Regions from separate parts of the Homo sapiens genome. Here region 1 is linked to region 2. Evidence: read pairs that join two places in POLR2A ChIA-PET (ENCODE). Cell type or tissue: MCF 10A. All regions are shown on one strand.

What was found. ChIA-PET counts read pairs that join two places held together with the same protein. Peaks named below come from ENCODE experiments on the same cell type or tissue, not always from the same donor. Only the 100,000 strongest peaks of a DNase experiment are listed, where the experiment ranks them.
Region 1: POLR2A ChIA-PET joins it to region 2 with 12 read pairs; 4 of 35 experiments call an interaction of 5 or more read pairs at or near these places.

The regions. Positions count from the first base shown.
Region 1 is chr1:208,106,854-208,109,353 of GRCh38, forward strand. The region is part of intron 4 of PLXNA2 (plexin A2); the gene reads right to left. It overlaps LOC105372887 (a long non-coding RNA gene), which reads left to right and starts at 37. Exons shown (of 4, transcript XR_007066850.1): 1 at 37-106. In MCF 10A, no CTCF peak of the experiment used is centred here; DNase peaks (open chromatin) are centred at 1,238 and 1,538.
Region 2 is chr1:208,206,822-208,209,321 of GRCh38, forward strand. The region is part of intron 3 of PLXNA2 (plexin A2); the gene reads right to left. It overlaps LOC105372884 (a long non-coding RNA gene), which reads left to right. Exons shown (of 5, transcript XR_001738428.3): 1 at 1-1,828. Among named protein-coding and RNA genes, the nearest start is that of PLXNA2, 36 kb to the right of the region's middle. In MCF 10A, no CTCF peak of the experiment used is centred here; DNase peaks (open chromatin) are centred at 960 and 1,470.

The DNA.
Region 1 (2,500 bases), 100 kb before region 2:
TCCGGGCCTTAAAAGGTGAAGAATATTTAGACAGATGAAGAGCATTCCAGGTGGAAAGAACCATATAAGCAGACACTGGAAAGCAGGGTTTCTTCAAACACCTTTGGTGAGGGCAAGGGAGGGATGGTGCAAGTCTGGATATGTGAGTCTGGGTGACCATGGGAAGAACTGCAAAGACCACAGAGCTGGAATATGTGATGCCTCCAAGCCTTCTAGCCTTGGCCAAAACAATGTCCTCCATGAGGCAGGTCTGGGGCCCTCAAGGAGCAATGGCCCTCAGTGTATGGTTCTCAAACCAGCACCATTGGTGTCACGTGTGAGATTACTGAACATGAAAATCCAGGGTGCACTAAATCAGAAACACTGGGGAAGAGGTCCAGGAAATGGGTCTTAACAACTCTCCAACCGATTCTTACGCAGGCCAACCACTGATATAGATGACTCCAGCTCTCCGAGTGGGTCTTTTTAAATGTTAGGTCCTGGGGCCAGGAAGAAACAGAATATCACTCTTCCTTGGTGCTATGGAAGGAATTAGAGGGATTTTAGGGGTGTAGGGGAAGGCAACAGTGCTCTGGGGACTACTTTATGCCCAGTGAGAAATTGGTTCTAATCATTCTGCATCTATGAAGTCCATAAAGGACCAAGTTCAAGCCTCCGCAGTCAGGAGCCACTTCACTTTGTACCCCAGGTGACAGCCCAGCACTTGTTCTAGGGCTGGGTCGGGTGGGGAGGGAGATGTCTTCAGAAACTCAAGAAGGAAAGGGAGCTTTCTCCTGGAGAGTGTCCACCGCGTCGGGCGCCCTCTGTCAGGGCTGACTCAGAGTTTAACGGGACACTCTATGACACTTTAATTAGCATTTGTTTACTATTATTGCATTTTAATTATGCCTGAGGCTCCTTGGCCCCCTCCACTCTGAGTGCTGGGATCTGGGGGTGGCTGGGCTGGCAGGTGAGTGTGGCAATGGGAATTATACAATGGGAGGCCCTTCTCCTGCCCCCTATGGCCTTCTCCCCAGGACCCGCAGTGCTGCTTCAAACTGGATTCCACCCTCATGCTTGACATTCTTTTCTGCTTGATCTTATGGCTTGTAATTACACCTTTAATGAATATAACTGTCCTGTTAAGTCATTTACTTAAGAAATACTCTTATTTAAAGGTGACTCACACTGTGTTCTTGGCTCTCCTGGCCCCGGGGCCCCGCGTCTCTGGTGCCTTCCTTGGCCTGATTCAGCGGGGCTGAAGATACATGTGGGAGGGACTTGGCAGGGAGTGCAGAGTGTGGGGCAGTTTTCCTTCCCTGACCAACTCTCTCAATTCAGCACACGAGTAGCCCACAGAGTGTCAGGCCCAGTATAGCCAGACACATTATCAGATAATTATTAGAGGCAGTGGGGACAAGTCACTGAGGGAAGCCACTGGACCCAGCCTCTTTCCTGAAGGTCTTGAAAAGCATGGCACACCTGTAGTGTTTGGACCATCCAAGGTAAGGCCAGGAAAGCCTCAGAGGCCCTAAGAGTGAGTCATCCTGGACAGAGCCCCTGGGCAGTTACTCCCATCAGGAGCAGACACATCACCCTTTCCACAGAAGAGTTTCCCAATGGTAGGCATAAGAACAAGCGCCCTTTGCCAAGTGAGCCTGGGGACAGAGAATCAACACTGCATCTCTGCCACCCTATATGGACACCTGGAAGGACCCACATGGTTCTGAGCTCTTCTATGGCTCTTCTGGAGAAACGCCTGAGGTGAAAGCAGAAAACCTCACATGATTCTGACAGTGGATCATGCCGGAGGCCCATTTAGTCCTTAAACATCTACTGAGCACTTACATTGTACTCAACCCTCTGTTAGGCATCAGGGCTACATTCTCTTCCCTCCTGGAGCCCATGGTTCAGTTGAGAACAAAACCAAGGAAATAGATAATCTCAATATGGTAGGACAGATGCCACAATAGAAGTAGAACCAGGACCGTCGTGGCTCAGAGGACAGAGAGTGGCAGCTCACCTCAGGGGGCTCTGGCAGGAGCACTCAGTGTTCAAGCGATCTGCAAGATTTCTTTGCAATCATGCAAGAGAGACACAGAGGGATGAAAGGAACAAGGGAAAATTGTTCCCCAGGCTGGTGGGCCCCTCCAAGATTGAGAATTTAATCTCTTTCTTCCCTGGAATCTTCCCTGGAATCTTCCCTGGAATCTGCCCTGCCAGATGGTACACCTGTCCTCACACGTGTCCCCTGCTCCTGACACAAGGGAAGAAACAGAGGCCTTCTCAGTGGCTGGGAGCCAGGTGGCAGGGGTGGGAGGTGGCACAGATGCCCGAATGGAGCACCAGTTGGCCTCATCAACAGCCTCCTGGTCCTCAGGGCTCAGGGCAGAGCACACAGCAGCTGAAGCTGATGGAGCTGGCTCCCTGGGCCTCTCTCCTTTCCTTTTTACCTTCTCTTGGTGGTCCCTCCCTGCAGGCCCACCCCTTCACCCCTTCAGGTTTATAGGGTCTCAGAGCC
Region 2 (2,500 bases):
GGCGCGATCTGGGCTCACTGCAACCTCCACCTCCCAGGTTCAAGCAATTCTCCTGCCTCAGCCTCCTGAGTAGCTGGGATTACAGGTGCATGCCACCATGCCCTGCTGATTTTTGTATTTTTAGTACCGACAGGGTTTCACCATGTTGGTCAGGCTGGTCTCAAACTCTTGTTTTTGTTTTGCTTTGTTTTGTTTTGCTTTTGAGATGGAGTCTCACTCTGTTGCTCAGGCTGGAGTGCAGTAGCATGATCTTGGCTCACTGCAACCTCCACCTCCTGGGTTCAAGCGATTCTCCCACCTCAGCCTCCCAAGTGGCTGGGACTACAGGCATGTGCCACCACGCCTAGCTAATTTTTGTATTTTTAGTAGAGACGGGGTTTCACCATGTTGGCCGGGCTGGTCTTGAACTCCTGACCTCAGGTGATCCACCTGCCTCGGCCTCCCAAAGTGCTGGGATTATAGGCATGAGCCACCGTGCCCGGCCTCACATACAGGTTTTGGGGACTTAACCTTATTCTGTCTGTTCCTTCCACATGTTTGCAGCTCAGAAGGCAGTGGTCTTGTCTAGGGTGCTCTCTATGCATCTTGCAGAAAGCAGTGTATAAGCAGCTATGTGGACACAGCACATAAGAGCGCCCTGTGGTCCTATCACTTCTAGCAAGTCTCTGCTTCCTCTAAACTTACATACACAGGGACATCCTGTTCCTACAGACCACAGTAGATGAGGGCTGGACAGCCTGACAGACGCCGGGAGAAGTGAGTAGTTCTGACGCACCCGGCTTCCCTTCCCTTTCCAAACTCTTAGCTATTTTTTTTCTTTATTTTCCTTCCTGTGTTGAAAGAGCTATGGGGCCTGGACCATAGTAGGGTTTCCTGGGGACATTCCATAAATTCTTCATGGGTTATTTCTCTGGAGAGGGGTGGGAGCAAGTAAGCTGGTAGATGGGAGGCCAGCAGGGGCCTGGGTATGAATGTCAAGTACCTCAAAGCAGCGTGGGTGGGAAGGAAGGGTGAGCTGCACAGAGGAGGAAGGAGGGGTGTCATGAGCTCATAGAAACCGCCAAAGAAAGGCCAAGCAAAGAGTGAGAAGAAGCAGCCAAATCACAGGTCAGAACAAGCTGTGGGTAACCACGCCCCCAGCTTTGCCCTTGAACCTGCTGACTGGTCTCCACAGTAACTTGTCCGTCAGGGTTTCAATAAGGCCAGGAGAACTTGGCCAACTCAGGTGTGTGACTTGGATAGATGCCAAGCAGCCCCTAGTGTGTGCTGTGCACGATGCATGGAGATATGGGGAAAGTCAACTCAAGGTCCCTTTGTATCTGGTTGGGTCCCTTTTCCTTTATTCACTTCTCATCCATCCATCCATTCAGCAAACACTGATTCCTTAATTCACATCTAGATCTGAAGAGAGTGAAAGCACTGGCCCCTAGCTGACCTCTGTAGCAAGCCTGGACCTGAAGATCATTCTCAGTCTCCCTCCCTGGGCTCTAGAGCTACTTCTTTAAGTAAAAATGGTGCCAAATTGGGTGTCAAGGCAAGAAGCAACTTGTCCTAGATCTCTATGCTTGGGCAAGTCAATTTTCTTCTCTGGACCTCAGTTTCCCTGTCAAATAATGAGAGTATTGGGCCAGGCAATCTCTAAGGTTCCTTAAAGAATGGTTCTATTTTTCAAAGCAGTTTTGAAGCCTATCCCATGAGTGAACACTCGGTGACAGGATTAAAGGGGAAGAAGGGAACAGTCCAAAAAGCATGACCCCTGCCTTTCACAGAACTTTCAAGAGAATCAAGGAGACAGAATGACACACATGACCTGGAGCAGTGACTGAAGGTAGGGGAAAGGTGCTCACGCTAGCCTGTGTGGTTTCTGCTGGCCCTTAGAGAGCCTGTGTGCCATTTAGGAAAAGGTGGTCCCTATGGGTAGATGACTTAGTAAGAGAAGTCCCATGAGCAGATGTTTATACCACAGGGTACATGATGTGACAGGGAGAGCTCAGGCTGGATTTCAACTCCCACTAGGCCCGTTAACACAATCCTCCTAGGCCAGGCACAATTTGCTCAACTGGATATGGTGACCCTGGCTGAGCAGGGAAGTAGCCGGCCTCAGGGTTCCAAGCTGAATTGCTTCTTGGTAGAAGCCACTTTTAAATCTTAGCAGAATTTCACACAGCAACTCCTTCCCTTCCCATTTTGGAAAAGCAAATGCAAGGACCACATTCTTTCTCTCTTCCATGTGCCGAAAAGCCAAGCTAGGGTCCCTAGTCCCAGGCAGAGTGGAGGGCACAGAAGAGGAACATGTAGGAACCTCTACAGCAAGTGAGGAAATGGTTAAATATCTTTGGTATCATGAGAACCAGAAGAAGCCTGGAGGGTTTAGCACTGCTAGGTGAACCCAGACCAGTTCTTCTCACCTCCCCTGGCAGTAATTCAGAACAAGCAGAACATAGAAATTCTTCCTTGGGCTCACTCCAGGTTACCCTCCTTCCACATTTCCAAACAACAT